Regions from separate parts of the Mus musculus genome. Here region 1 is linked to region 2. The links are chromatin loops, found by intact Hi-C in ENCODE. Cell type or tissue: gastrocnemius. All regions are shown on one strand. Region 1 overlaps Lrrc8c (leucine rich repeat containing 8 family, member C). Region 2 holds the start of Lrrc8c (leucine rich repeat containing 8 family, member C).

Region 1 (8,000 bases), 68 kb before region 2:
TGTATATATTGTGTGTATGTATTGTGTGCATGTATGTTGTGTGTATGTGTTGTATGTATATATGAGAGTAGGCATGTTTGTGTGTATATATTTTGTGTGCATATATGGTGTGTATATGTGTTATATGTATATATGTGAGTAGATGTGTTTGTGTATGGTGTGTGTATGTGTTGTGTTTGTATATATATATATGTATATATATATATGTAAATAGGCATATGTGTATTGTATGTATGTGTGTTGTATTATATGTATGTGTGTTGTGTGTGTTGCATGTATGTGTGTATGTTTGTATGTGTGTGTATGTTATGTATATGTGTTGTGTGCCTGTATGTGAGCTTATGTGTGAATGTGTATGTGTATACGTGAGTGTGCATGTATGTATGCGTGTATATGTATGGTGTGTGAATGTGTGGTGTGTGTTTATGTGTGCATGTGAATGTATATACATGAGTGTTTGTGCACGGCATACATGGTTGCCATGGTGTTCATGCTGAGGTCAGAGAACCATCTCTGGTGTCAGTCCTCACATTTTATATTGAGACAGGATCTTTCTTTCCTGTCCCTGATGCCAGGTTGGGTGGCCCTTGGGCTCCCAGATCCTGCCATGTCGCCACAACCTATGTCACTGTGGGACCACAGGACTTGAGACACATGTGGCTGTGCCAGGCTTTGCTTGGGTTCTTTAGTCTCGGGTCTTCACACATGCACAGTAAGTGTTCTAACCACTGAGAAATCCCCCTATTTTCCCAGCCTGGGTTTGGACATGTTCATCACTAGTGAACTCCACTTATAACTATAAGGAATATGTGCCACGAACAGAGTTCTCCAACACATGGATTCTTCTTATAGCTCTTTCTCCCATGCCTCTCCCCCACCCTTCTGAAGGGGAATCACCAATAACAGACATACACTCGTAACCTAACAGCATTTCAGAAGGGTCTTGACTCAAGCCACAACATTCCTCCATAAAATTCCCATTCTAGAATGCATGGGAGAGACTTTCCTTATGGAAGTCTCTTATAGTTTGGGCCTTTAATACCCCTGCCCCTGACCCCATGTATGGAGGGCTTGGTCCCTAATGCAGCAGGGTTCAGAGGCAGGGTGTTTGAGAGGAACTGGGTCATTAGGGCTCTGAAGCTCATCAATATTTTAACAAGTACTGGACTAACAGGCTATTGAGGGTACAGGAAACTTGAGTGAGTGAGTCTGTCAGAGCAAGTGGAGCTCACAAGGGCATGAGTGTAACTCAGCATTCAGCCCCTTTCCCTGCTCTCATATGCTTGCTGTCAGTAGATGGTTAACGTGCTATTTGTAACTCTTGGCTTCCCACTCCTTTGAGCAGTTACAGGGGCTTGCTGCTGCTTTCCATTTTGAGTGTACAGGGGTGAATCCCACAGATGAGACCTGGTTTATCAAGTTCATAGTCTTATACACTGGATACAAATTCTTACAACTGGACTCCCATTTCTATTAAGTGATGGTTCATCTTCAGAGCTGATAATGTTCTCTCTTGTGAAACTGTGCTAATGAATTCTCTATTTGTGAAGAACAATAAAAATGCTTACAAGGTCATTTCCAAGTCCACGTTTGAAGAGACAGATAAGTTTTGGAAGAACGAGTGATGCAGTTTAAGGAAAGTCAGAGAATCCTCTCTAAAGGCGATAATCTTGAGTGTGTGTATGCACACACACACATTTGTGCGTGGGTGACATGTATCAAAAAACTTAGGGGAAGGGGCTAATAGTACAGGTTCCCGGATAGATGTGTGCACATCATGACATCACATGCCCCGTCCTCTCTCCCACGGCCTCTCGGTCTTTTCATTCCTTCCATCGTTGTTTCCCATGATCAAAATAAATATGCGTTCTTCATTTAAATTTTGGGGGACATTTATAAAGTTTCTCAAAACAAAAATCTAAATAGAATTTCATTAACATTGCTTTGGATCTCTATAAAATAATGTTTGGGGACGGGACATGTTTCTGGTGTCACTCCTGTGGAGTCCAACCAGTGTAAGCTTATCCCAGACTAGCTTGCAAATGAATGAGACTCAGACAGTGGTTATTTTATTTGGCTTTGACAATTCCTGGGGTCACCCCTAATCTACTGTTCTAACTGCCAGCCTGGCTGCCTCCCCAGCGGTGTTCCCAGTACTTGCTGTTTCTCCTGGCCACGTGCTCATGGTTCTTCTCTTCTCATGGTGCCTTCTCTGCTCTCCTTCTTCTCCTCCTTCTCAACCCTCAACCAGGTAACACAAAACCTGCCTACCTTTAATCCCTCCAGTAACCGGCTGTAGCCAGTTTTTTAAACCAATAGTTTTAAATTAAGAATCAAGGTTTGTACAGCAAAAGCTGGTAAAAGGGAGAAGTCACTCATAGGCCTAGCCCTTCCGGTTCAGAATTTAGCATTACAAATTCATAGCAACAGACCAAACCTCAACACTTCTGGGTTACCGAAAATGTGTAATATCTTTCCATTTTTTTCAAATTACCTGTCATATTATTTACATTTTAGTTGAGTGTTTCCTGTAAGGACTGTGTCTGTTGCTGGTTAGCTTATATCCTGTTGCTGGTTGGCTTATTTCCTGTTGCTGGTTGGCTTATTCCTAGGAGCCACCTTCTCCTGTTCTTTTCAATAGCACCTTTTTCTCTTTAAGCTTTTTAGTTGGTATGTCTCTTTCCAGCTGGTAGTGCGTAATTAATTAAAATTAAGCAATTAAGCAATACATTCATTTATCTAGTTTGAGACAAGTTCTCATCTAGTCCAGGTTGGCCCTGGCAGTCTCGGTGGCCAAGGCTGCTCTTGAACTTCTCATCCCTTGTCTCAGTTTTCTCAGCGCTGGGATTACAGACCTGCACAGCCACGCCTGACTCCTATGCTTGATTATGTGCAGTGAGACCCTGGCCCTAAGGATGATGGATGAATTGTCTTTACACCACTCTCCAGTGTTTGACAGAGAACAGGAGCCTGAGTGTTATTCTTAGTCCGTCTGGGACCATGCAATGCCATGTATCACATCACATATGAATGCTAGGTATTCCAAAAGGATGGGAATTATAAAATGCATATAATAAAATATATGGTTTCAGCTAAGAATGTTAAGGAGGAAGTAGCAGCAGCCTCATGCATTGTAGGACACGAAACACTTCAGACACAAGCAAGACAATTCCAAGCTGTCAACTAAGGTGCTGTTTAGCTTTAGCCTCGGCACTGCAGGACCTCTGACTCCTGAGAGGAATGGATACAAGAGTCACTAGAGTTTTGGGGTGGGAGAGTTGGGAGATAGAAAACATGGAGGAACACGGTCACGGTGATGAGGAAGAACGGATCTGATGTGAGAAGACAGAGATCTCAGTCACCACCTTGAGGAGAAAGAAATAAAAAGGGCACCTCCTCCCGTGCTATAGCAAACAACCCCCTCTCCTCCTGCACTGTAGCAAACAACCCCCTCGCCTCCAATCCTCCTTTTATTTTGCTATCCATCCCTCACTAGGTAGCCCAGGCTAGCTTGCAGGTTTTACCAGTCCTCCCATCTCTGTCTCCCGAGTGCTGGACTGACACGCGTGCACCGCCACACCCAGCTGATCCAGACCTTTAAATATAAGTTTGGAAGGATTTACACACACGTCCACAGCAGTAGAGACTAAACATGTGATGGATCTCCTTGCTCTCACGTGGAGATAAAGCACAGTGTTCTGTCAGTACTTTGTGATGTGAGGGGAAAGAAGTTGAGTAGAAACACGACAAAGCGTATCGATCCATAACAGTGAGTGAAAGGGTGGTGTCTCCTCTCACTGATCAGCAGTGGATGCATCAGAGGGTCGGGATAGCCCCCAATTCCTGCCCAAACTCAGGAGAGAGGGGCAGAAGGTGACTCACACATTATTTTTGGTGTCAGGAACGCACTGCGCTTTAAATCGTCACCGTGACAGAACAAGAGAAGCAAAGTCCTAGGCAAGAGGACACTTGAATAAAGCCCGATGACACAAGGGTCCAACCTCAGAAAGCTCTCTCTATCAAGGTGCAGTGGGACTCTGAAGTCATGTTACCCTCAGAGTTCCCCACTGCCGCTGCAGATGAGAGACCAGCTTGCAGTACTAATTTCACAGCTGAAATGATTTTTACTTGACACTCCTCAAGTCCCCAGGTTACCATGGTAACACAGATGCAGCAGGTACAGAGGAACTTTATATGTTAGACGAAGCCTTTGTTTGTTTTTTCTTGGTGAGAGGGTCTCAGCAACCCAGGCTGCTATGGATGTAGTCTAGGCTAGTATCGAGTTAATGGTACTACCTGCCTTAGCTCCTAAAGTGTGATTCTAGCCTGAGCCACCACCGAGCCACGTCCAACGAGGTCTTATTTTCAACCTGTTCACTGGTACCTCCACTATTTCCCCAGAATATTGAATTTCACTTTAAACTAAGGCCCTGTAAGGACTTCTGGGCTCCTCCTATAGTATAAGCGAAATCTAGAGTCGTCCATGCCAATGAAGCCTCTGAAATCACTCCAGAATTTATGATTTTTTTCTGCCTGGACTCTCGGTGTGCTGCCTGTGAGCATTCTCACCCAAAGCCATTTGCCATGGCTCCACAGGGAAGTAGAGACAATTTTCCATGGGCACCAGAAACCAAGATGTCTTCAGCTATGTAAGTTAATAAGTGAACTTGTTGGCCAGTTTACCTCAGTGCTTGGACTAAACCCACCAAGACATTTTTTATAAATCATTGAAATAATTCTCTTGTGGCTCCCACCCCACTCAGAAAGCAGGAAATATTTTTCCTTTGTAACAATCACAGGGCAGGTCCCCAGGGCTTCCAGGGACCTTGCATCCCCCCCCCTCCCAAGTTCCTGTTTCTGGTTCTTAACTGCTCACTCTATATTTGTAGCAGGCTGCCTGTAGGCTGTTGTGGATTTGGTTATAATAAGATAACCTGGAGTCACTGAGCAGAAATCTAAAACAATCTGATTTTTCCAGGAAGTGGCGTGTTGACCTTTCAGGATTCGGTCTGTTTTATAGAGTATGCTGAGTTTTTGAATAGCGCTGTTTATAGCACAAGGCTGGGTGTTTACTCTGTGGGTCCTTGAGGGTGAGTAGCTGTCCGGGAATAGGATATGCACACTCCGAGGCTCTCTTGGCTTATGAAGAATTGATTCTTGTTTCTTCTGTGGCCTGTGTCACGTAAGGAATGCTCTTTACACATAGGTTTTTTTTTTTTTCTTTCCTGCCATGGTAGTTTTGAAGTAGCCACTTGCTTAGAGATGAATAAATATTTGTCGGATGAGTAAGACCAGAAAGTTGGTTCTAACTTTTGCATTTTGGGGTAAGAGCCTAACCAATCCCCCTTTTATAGATAATGACTTCCCCCCAGTGATTTCAAAGCTGCACTGTGTTGTACCTTATGAACGGTACATTGTAGTGATAGACAAGCAAGCGTGACTGGCCACAGAGAAGGTGGTTTTCAAGGTACTTAGGCTGCTGGGTTAGCGATCTATCACCGATCAGTGGCCCGGTTACTGTAGTTTTTTTCTGCTAGGGTTTTCAAACCTAGGAATGAACTTGCTTGGTAACTAAGGCCTAAGCATGACTGCACTCTCCTTTACAAAGAGGAATATCAAGGCATAAAGCATACTTTAGTAGTTTTAATATTGCTGCGGTGATGGGAAAGGAATGTGAGCTTCACAGAGGGTTCTTTGTATCTCAGGAGCTGTCAGTCACTAGGCCAGCTTCAGAGGGTTTCCACAGCAGAGCCCAAGCAGGAGCTTAAACTCCTTTCTCAAGGAACAGTATGTCCACTGCAGTGTGTTTAAATTGTCCTTTAATCATTTATAGCAGTTTTTTCCTCCCTTGTTTCTTTAATGGAGACGCTATTATCTTGTAGCAGGCAACAGTGAGCAGCTTTAGATAAACTGAATCTGTATGGTTGACACTCTGTGGCTTCATATCCCCCCACTACCCTTATATCCCCCATTATCTCTCTGCACTTGTTTTTAATATAGTTTTATACACTAAAGTCTGTGTATGTGCACCCTTTGCCCCTATAGTCTACAGCAGTGTGTGGGGTGAGAGGCAGAGGCTACAGCAACGGTTCTCAACCTGTTGGCTGTGGTCCCTTTGAAGAGTCACATATCACATATTTACATTATGATTCATAACAGTTGCAAATTACAGTTATTAAGTAGCAAGGAGATAATTTCATGGTTGGGAATTGCATAGGTTCCCACAACATCAGGAACTGGGTCGCAGCATTAGGGAGGTTAAGGACCACTAGGCTAGAGAAGGGGGGTTAGCTGGTCTGTTGCTGCCTGTACGCACCCCTTAGCTTTAGGACAAGCTGTCCCAACGTCTATCCTTCTAAATCCGTATCTGAAAAACAGGATTTGTCTTGCTTCAGGCTCATTCTGGGAAGTAATGAAAGTCCATGTGGATTCTAGCACATGTTGTCTCCTTACATGATACTCTACGGCAGTGAACTTAGCATTCTAACTAAGGGAACTCTTCTACTGGGTGCCCCAAACAGGATTCAGACTCTTCCTGACTCTGCCCTCAAATGGCCTCCAAGCCTGTCACTGTGGGTCCTGGGAGGGCTTGTCAAATGTTCAGACTGTCTTCTGCTTATGTTGGTATTTATTTCCATCCCCATTGTTTGCGAATTCCCTTGCTCATCTTCTCTTCAGGTTCCTAACTTCCAGTGACTGAGATGCCAGCACCGCTGTGAATATTCTCATGAGACAGTAAGGCGCCACCCCAAAACAGCATTTGCTTCTCAAGCTCTCCAGACTCCCGACACTGGGGTTTGGGGCTGTGATGCACGTTCCATTCCATGTCTAGCGCCCCACACGGTGCCTGACCATTGTTGTCATGCAGATGCCTGTGAACTGGACCCACTGTCCAGTATGTGTTCAGAGCCCTGCAGGCTTGGTGACTTGATACAATGTTCTCACTTCTCGGAATTGTAGCATCTTGGACTACACTTTCTGTGTCTAGACCGCTGGCATCGGATTCCTTCTCAAGGGCTGTAAAGGTGGAACAGCATGTAGGAGAGGTTGAGGGTGGTCAGACTATCTGATATCAGTGAATCATGAAAGCAGGGTGGGTGGTCCTGAGGGTCCTCCAGAAGCTTCTATACCACAGAGACAGGGTGTACTGCAGACACAGTGACTCTAATGATGTAACAACAAGGAGGCTTAATGTGTGCTTGGCATTCTGTCCCCCTCCTCCATCACTTCAGACACCTCTCCCGAGTCACGCCCATTAGACAGGATAATTTTATTTTTTTTTATTGAGAAAGGTTCTCCTTCAGCCCAAGCTGCCCTTGTACTTGTTACATAACTTTGATTGACCTTGAATTTCTGATCCTTCTGCTTCTACTCCTCAAGCACTCGGGTGAGAATTGTGTACCTGTATGCCTGGTTTAGGGGTGCTGGGGATGGAACCCACAGCTTTGTGCAGGCTAGACCAGCATTCTGCCCAATGAGCTAATCTGCAGCTGCATTGCAGACACTGGGGTGGAAATAAGTTAAATCTACTTCTCCCTGATTTCCCAGGCCTCCCTTGCCCTCTTTTCTGCAGTCTGCCCAGCCCTGGAATATGGAATTGTTGGGGACTTCCTGCCCTGTGTCAGAGCTCTACATACTCAAGAGGAGACATGCAGTCTTCCTGCTGACCCAAGCACCTTCATCTACTGGCCATTGTTAAATCTGTCCTCTTTCTTAAAGCCCGAATGACACTACTTCCTTTGGTACCATATCCTGTTGTCCACAAACATGTCTCTCTGCAGACACATCTCCTTCTATACCATGGGGAAACTAAGCTACAAAGACTCATCTTTTAATGCCCCTTCCAAACAAAAACTTCATTGCTCTTTTCTGGTAGGAGATGCTTCCAGCTAAGAGGGGTCCTGCCCCAGTCATTCAAGGGTGTGTCCTTTACTAGACCCATTATGTCCTTCCTTCTGGTGTCAGTGTTCCCTGCTACCTAAGCACTCAATATCACAATA
Region 2 (8,000 bases):
AGCTCTGCCTACGGTTGAGGGTGGGGTGTGTGCTGGGGAGATACCGGCATTGTCACAGGCCTTGAGAGATAAGCAAGGCTGAGAGACCTGGAGTGGCAGACACAGGAAAGTCTGTCTGCCAAAGCACACACATTCCAAGCCACTGAAACAGCTCCAGTAAGTTCTTTAAAATGTGTGGTGCAGAACAAAGAAACACACTAAAAAAGGTGAGTGCTTGTTTCTAACTCAAGACTTCAGGAAAGGATGTGATTCAAAGGTTAAACATGCTAAAAAAAAAAAAAAAATTTAACCCAAGGGTAGATGGGGGAGGACGGAGCCTATGGCAACACTGTCCTCAGCCCCTCCAGTAAAAGACACCAGAGCTGAAGGCAGAGATCTCAGGCAGCTCCAGACAGGCTATGATAATGGAATCCTTACTGCTCATCCGCGAGGAGTAGGGAGCTGTCTCTACATGCCTAGCTTCATCTAATTCATGCAGTGAGCTAGGCTCTAAAACTCCGTTACACAAGGAAACCAGACTCAATGTGGCTCAATCATGTGGCATCCTTTGAATACCTATCTTTCAGTGCAGCCAGAACTTGAGAGCAACTACTCTAACCTGAAGCTACACTCTGTATGCTGTGCCAATTTAAAACAATGTATATATATACTTAAAAATATTTATTTATTTATTTATTTATTTACTATAAGTATACTGTAGCTGTCTTCAGACACACCAGAAGTGGACATCAGATCTCATTACAGATTGTTGTGAACCACCATATGGTTGCTGAGATTTAAACTCAGGATCTCTGGAAGAGTAGTCAGTGTTCTTAGCCGCTGAACCATCTCTCCAATCCATATATTCTTCTATGATATATTTTTATATCTTATTTACTTGTTTATTTTTGTGAAAGGCCTTCACTGTGTAGCCCAGACCACCTTGGAACACACAATGCCCAGACAAAGCTCACCTTACACTGGTAACAATCCTCCTGCCTCTGCCTGCTGAGTGCTGGTATTTCAGGTGTGTCTCACCATGCCTGGTTACCATTTATATTGAAAAGAAATGGAGTCAAAGACACCTCCACGACACCTGCATAGTAACGTCAACCTCATTAGTGTAATATATGTTCACAGATGAACCAAGATGAGAGACACAGCCAACATTTCTGGGATGAGGGAGAAAATCCTGGGAATGTATAGTCCATGAGATACAGTTGCCAAGAGCAGCTGATGGGAGAGGACACAGTGGTCCTCTGGGTCGTTTCAAATTATTCATTTAGTTGCAATCAGTCAAAAGAACACCAGCTTTGGAAACAGACTGTCCTTACTCAAAATTCAAACTCTGTTGCAGATCAACCAGGGCGTGGCAAACTCTGGAGAGGTTACTTTATGCTCTTAATTTCTGTTTTCTTGTGCAGGTGTTATGGTTAGTTTTAGGTGGTGGGGGGAGCCTTTGGATAATGGGACAAGGGGTAACATTGAGAACTAAAGAGAACCAGATGTGGTGAACTCACATGTGTACTTCTATCACTCAAGAGGCTGAGGCAGGAAGATTGTCAGGACTGTGAGGTTAAGACTGGGTGGCAAAGCAAGACTGTGCCTAAACAAACAAGGGCAAGCAGTATGGTGCCCGACTGCATCCACTCAGGATATTCCATCTGCATGGCATTGCCAAGTCATAAACTCTGAGCCCCATTCTATAAAATGGGTATGGAACCATCCCTCTTAGGATGGGAGAGACACCAGGCCAGACAGTTAACGTAACAGAAATGTTTTCAAATCATTAAGACAAGTCTTGCTAAATAAGTATAACTTTTATTTCATTTCTCTTTAAACTTGGGCTTTATTACCATGGTGCCAATGACTATGGATTAAAGTACTACAGAAGATTTAAAAGTCACTGGCAATCAGTGGTGGTGCACTCCTTTAATCTCAGCACTTTGGAGGCAGAAGCAGACAGACCTCTGAGTTTGAGGCTAGCCTGGTCTTACAGAGCAAGTTCCAAGACAGCCAGTTCCCTGTCTCAATCAATCAATCAATCAATCAATCAATCAATCGATCAATTAAACATAATAATTTGATAAAAACTGGGTATTTGGAAATTAAAATATTTCTGACTCTGAATTGTTCTTTAAAAAATAAACTTTACATAAGAGTTCAAGTTGTTCATTTCTGTTAGAATTCTTACAACTTTTTCTTTGCTAAAAAAGTTTCCTCTTTAAAATAAAAAACACTCCTTGAGGATGTTACTCAATTGATAGGCTGTCTAGCATGAACAAAGCCTCAGGTTCAATCCCCAGCACAGAATAAACTGGGTGGTGGTGCTCCAGTAATCCCAGCACTGTGAAGATCAGAGGTTCAAGGTCTGAGGCCAGCCTGGGTTACACAAGACCAGTAAAACAAAAACAAAAACTCACAATATTTCATCAAAGTGCCTGAAAATCTGAGAAACAATAGATGAGTGTTGCTAGCACTAGTTCAGGCCATTTTGCTTATGAGAAATGGTTAATTATGCTTACCACCTTTTACACATAATGAGGTGGTGGCCCCTAGCTGCTAGCAGTCTAGAATATAAAAGAGGGAAATGTTTGTACTTGCAAAAACTGCCCTCCCCATCTCTCAGTTGGTCTAAGTCATAAGAAATTCAAGTATTATAGACTAGAGATGTGTAGATCTAATCTGATAGCTTGGTCCACATATCTATTGGGAGTGCAAAATCTGAGTAAAAGTCTATCAAGTTCAGATTACAACGAGGGTTGGTGGCTTTCTACAAATTATCAGGAAATGAAGAGAAGCGTGTATAGAGCTTTGGTGCTGGGAGTGTTGCAGAACTGCGTGAACCAAGTGGTTTAAAATTACTCGTATTCCCCTGTCGCCCAAGTGGCATCTTAATGTCAGTCCACTCTACATCCTTGTCCAAGCTTCAGCAAAGCACTGCATACTCGGCAGAAATGTGACCGTTAGCTAAGGCCACACTTCATATGCTACTGCAGTCTGTAGATGTGAAACAGCACCTCTAAAGGGTAATAAGGCTCTATGAGCCAAACCTGGACACTCCCACAAAGATCAATTAGTCTTATTTTTCACTTTAAGGAGGATGGGAGCCCAAAAATGTTTCCTAACTAATTTGTTGCGAGTTTAAAAATACTTAAGGAGTTGGAAACTCAGTAAAGCTCTGCCCTCAACCTCTAATAAAACATCCGCATTAAGCATGGGGACTAGATGTGGGCTGAGCCGTTGCAAAGAAAGGTAACTTGAAGGATTTTAAAATAACTGAAATCTGATGTACACAGCCAAGTGTTGGGGGAGGGAAACATTAGCTGCTGGAAAAAAAGAAAGGCTTTGGCGTCTATAGAGCACACCCTGAGGCTCCCAAGGGGCTAACTCCATCCCAAACACCTCTACGCTGGAGAAGAGAGAGAGAGAGAGAGAGAGAGAGAGAGAGAGAGAGAGAGAGAGAGAGAGCCTGCTAGCCTGCTAGGGTCAGTTTGGGATGAAGGCAGAAATCCTGGCCGCAGTTGCTGGCCTAGACACCTGGCCTCCAGGGTCTTAGGATGCAGAGCAGCCCCCTCCGGCCCCTCTGGACTTGCAGGTGAGCGGACTAGTGCTCACTGGATCTCTGTGTAGACCTTCGATTTCCCCCTCCTTCCTCAAAAAGTGTAACTTCAGGCATCTTCCAGGGAGGAGAGGGGGTTGGGGAGAAGAGCAGAAAAAACAGGCCCCAGCATCTCCGGGGGTTTTGAAGGTAGGGAAGGAGAATGGCCATCCCTGCAGCAACCGCGTTTTCTCCTAGTACGCCCCTCCCCCAGTCCCCAGAACCTAGCGGCCAGGCTGTACTGGGCTCCCGGCTGGGGGTCCCTGGCGCGGACGCCAGGGCCCGCGTGGGTTGGGTGGGGTTGGGGTTAGCGGGATCCCCGAACCGCACGCTGAGTAGGCGACCACAATGTGCCTGTCCCAGAGCCCTGGGGAAGCAGGGTCACGAACGAGGGAGGGTGGACGGGTCCAGGCTGGGGCGCGCCCAGAGAACCGAGGCTAGTGGCAGGGTGCTGGCCGTCCCTCTCCATCCCTCCGCGGGTCCCCGGCACTTACCTCTGGGGGCGAGGGTATCCGCAGAAAAGGATGCCAGGGCGCGGCGAGCTGTGTCCGGGTTGGGCTCAGCGGCGGCAAGCGACCGCGGCGTCGCTGCTCATGGCTTGTCGCGCTCAGAGTGCTGCGGCCACGGCCGCGGCGGCGCCTCGGTCCTCGTCTTCTTCGCGGGCTCTGAGCCGGGACGCAGCTAACGCCCCAGCTCCGCAGCCCTGTTCCTCCTCCCCGGTGCCTCCCCGCCTGCAAGCGGAGCCGCCTCCAGCGCCGCCCCGCGCGCCGCCTGGCCCGCGGCAGCCAGCGCCGCCCAGCGCCCAGCCCCGGGGTCGCCGTCGGCTGCCGAGCCGCCGCCGCGGTGCCAGCCCCGCTGTGACGCAGGCAGCGATGCCCGGGAACTTCCTCCTCTGCCGAGACCACCAGGCGTCCAGGGCAGGCGGGCCCGCGCTGGGCGGGCCCCGGGTTCCCCACCGGGAAATCAAGCCTCTCCGCGGCTGGATGATTCCGCTGCTCAGAGCTGCCTACCTGGTTGGCACAGCAGGGAAGATCGGTCCTCTGCCTCCTGTGTGCAACCCTAACAATGCCAAAAAGCGGGTGGTTTCTGTGAGCCCGCCATCCGCTCTTACACCGCAGCTCCTCCCTGGGCTAAGTTGAAGCAGAGCGGCTGCTGCTAAAAATAGCCCTCCTGGGAACTCCCAGAGGGTCAGGTTGGAGATAACCCCTCCCCAGAGAATGAAAGGTCCAGGAAGCGGGTGGAGAGGGGGCGGTGGTATATATGAGGGGAACAGGGAAGAACGAAAAAAATCCGATGCCCGTAGTTTACAAAGCCTTAAGACCCTGGGCAACCTCAATCCCATTGACCAGCTGGCAGGAGTCCCTCGTTACTGGACCCTGCAAGATGGGCTTCTGGGCTTTGAGCAGCAGGTGCCGTTCCATATGAAAGCTCCGCCTACGATTTTGTGTGGGCAGAGGTGGGGATCGTGTGTGTGTGTGTGTGTGTGTGTGTGTGTGTGTGTGTGCAAAAGAGTTAACAATGTGCCCCGAACCACCTGTTGTTTAGACGATGTAGGGGAGGGATTCTCTCCCAGCCATTGATCTGAGCCTTGGGTTTGTCTGCCTATCTCTCTGCCCAATTATAGTTTAAAAGCACAAACTAGCATCTTGAAAGCTGGCATCTCCCTAAAAAGAAAAATTGCCTATTGGGGGAAAAAGTGCAGATAAGATCACTGTAGCAGTCGAGAGAGAGAGAGAGAGAGAGAGAGAGAGAGAGAGAGAGAGAGAGAGAGAGAGAGTTTGTCAGTAACCAGCTGGCTGTCCTCAGAGCACTTGACGCAGATAAAGAATTACTCTGCCCTGGCAGTCTGGGAGAGACAGAAGAGGACAAAAACGGGCAGCCAGCAGCCATTAACTAGTTTGTGTGCTCCTGCATGGTGAGTTTATAGAAGACAATCATTTTCCAAGCCATGATAAAAAGCAGGGTATGGGGGCCGTGGGGGAGGAGCCTATTCCTCCTTGCCCGGCACCCCCCCCCCCCAACCTAACTGTTCTTCCTGCTCACAGAATAAAATATTATATACTGCCTCTAATCCCAATGTAGTTGTGGGCTCTGGAAGACAACCTTAAACCCCTTGGGGCCTTAGGGGAATTGGTACAAGCTAACAACCTAGGGTGGGGTGTTCTGCTGAGGAAGCAGAAGAGGTTTGTGTCTCTGGGGGAAAGACAGAGACCAGTTTTAGTAGTCTGCTTTAAGGAAGGGAGAGGGGTGGGAGAGATCCAAGTACCTTGTAAGGCAGCAGGTAGATATAAAAATACTCCATGAGGTAGCTCTAAATTCAAATGTTCTACCTCAGGGACTTGGGTGGGGATGTAGCTCAGGGCCAGTGTCTCAAGGCCTTAAGTTTGGATCACCAGAAAACAAAACAAAACAAAACAAAACAAAACAAAACAAAACAAACAAAAAAACAAAAAGCCAAGCACAAATCTCAGAAGAGCAACTCCTAAAGTTGAAAGCCTTCCTCGCAGTGTCTTGTTCTCCAAACACCTCCCCATGGTGCTTCAGCATTCTCTGTTGTCCTTAGCATCCTGACTGTACGCTGAGGCAGGCCAGCCCACTGCCAAGGACACAGTAAACCCTAGGTTGCTGGTGAAGGTGCAACAGGCATATGTCTCTGCTCTTCCTCTGTAGGTTCAAGGAAGGACTGCTCCTTCGTACACGTCTATCCCGTAATCTAGGTGTAGTACGGCAAGGTGCTGGGAGGATTCCATAAAACGTGCAAAGCAGCAAGAAAAGGGACCAAGCACTTCATGTTGTAAGCACCCAAAGCACGAGATCAGTTGTTGAAGTTATTACTCTTTGCTCCCTGGAAAAGCAAAATAGATTCAGTGTTGAAGTTTGGAAATGAGACTCGCATGCCTCCATCACAAACGTCTCCAGAGCTGCTGTCTGAGTGTATCCAGATCTCCTCTGGGGTGACCTAACAGGACAGGCAGGGCAGTTCTGCAACTGTACACAGGGGTTTGATGATACACGTTAATTATGGAGAGTTACTAGTCTAAAAGCCACAACACCATACTGCTATGGTCATCTCTTTGTTTTTGCTAGCTTACAAACACCAAGTCTAGTCTTTTCACTCCAGTTACCTTAACTAAACTACACACTTAGCAAGCTCCCTATAAAAACATGGGGCAGATCAGCAATCAGGTGTGAGTGCTGGGTGCCAGAGGTCTCAGAAAAGCCCGAGGGCTCTTCCCTTGACTCTAGTGTTCACAAGTTATGGACGAGGGAATCTGGCAAACACATGAAATTGGAAGTCTCCATCTTCAAACTGCAGTTTGAGTTCAGCGAGAGAGGAGGCTGCTGCTGGCTAGCTAACCTGAGATTCTATATTGTCTTTTTATCTTATGTGCATTTCTCCAGCCTTTGCCTCCCACTCTGAGCTAGGGAGAGAACTCATGGCCTCGTTTTCAGCAAGTCCTCTATCCTGGAGCAATTTGACATTTTATTTGAGCTTCCAGATTAAAGCTCTATGTCTAAACTTTACACAGATACAAGTTAACCTCAGATTGTTTGTGATAGAGTGGAATGGATATTTCTGGACTGGACAAGGCTAAGGTCTAGGGTAAGGAACTGTACACATCTGGACTCAATTTCTGTGTGGCTAGCTATGTGGTCCTTAGAGTCTTCACCTTTGAACTTCAGCTCTTATCCAGATCATTCTTTAGGAGTACGGTGAGGTTAGGGGTGTCTCTTGTAGATGGTGTGGGAATGGCAATGCTGTTGCATTGTTTTATTATTAAGTGTACCCCCCAAAAAAATCCCTAAACTGTCATTGTCCTTCGAAAGCATAATTAATCACTTTCTGTCAGGAGCCGGCACCTTCCTGGAAAATGTATTTCTTCTTTGTCTTCTCAGAGCTTTTAGCTTTTCATATCTGCTTCCCCATCAGGTCTAGGACTGTCTCCTCTGCAGGGACTGTATCTTTATCTTTGTGTCTGTAACCAATACCTAGCCCAGGACCTTCTATGAACTCCTACTGTGATTTCCAATTTAAACTTATATCAATTCTTTCCGTATAACTCCTACTATAGACTCTGAAGTCAGAATCCTGTAGCCAGTAGAGAATTTATACTTAATAACTACATATGAAAGTGCCATAAATTTACTTTAAAAATAGTTACACTAAAATTAAGTATTTTATACAGGTACGGCTATAAATAACATCTGATTTTTTTTTTCGATGCTGAAATTACTCTTTAGGGTAATTTTAAAACTATTCTTGTTTTGTCTTGTTTTTAATGTCAGTTGATCCTGTCTGGTAATAACGAAAGTAAAGTTTTAAGCTTGGTCAAAACCACCGGCAGGGTTTTACTCAGAATCTTCTCTCCGCTACCTAGCCTTTTCTGGGTAGAGAAAGGGTCTGAGAAGGAACTGGACT

Evidence for each region. Peaks named below come from ENCODE experiments on the same cell type or tissue, not always from the same donor. Only the 100,000 strongest peaks of a DNase experiment are listed, where the experiment ranks them.
Region 1: it touches region 2 in a loop (2.7-fold over the local background); 8 of 42 quality-filtered maps call a loop at or near these places.

The regions. Positions count from the first base shown.
Region 1 is chr5:105,583,819-105,591,818 of GRCm38, reverse strand. The region is part of intron 3 of Lrrc8c (leucine rich repeat containing 8 family, member C); the gene reads right to left. Among named protein-coding and RNA genes, the nearest start is that of Gm32230, 56 kb to the left of the region's middle. In gastrocnemius, no CTCF peak of the experiment used is centred here; no DNase peak of the experiment used is centred here; H3K4me3 peaks cover 804 bases; H3K27ac peaks cover 5,296 bases.
Region 2 is chr5:105,515,705-105,523,704 of GRCm38, reverse strand. Lrrc8c (leucine rich repeat containing 8 family, member C) reads right to left here and starts at 4,234. Exons shown (of 4, transcript NM_133897.2): 1 at 4,075-4,234. In gastrocnemius, a CTCF peak has its summit at 4,391; DNase peaks (open chromatin) are centred at 3,555, 3,877, 4,364 and 4,951; H3K4me3 peaks cover 5,054 bases; H3K27ac peaks cover 5,009 bases.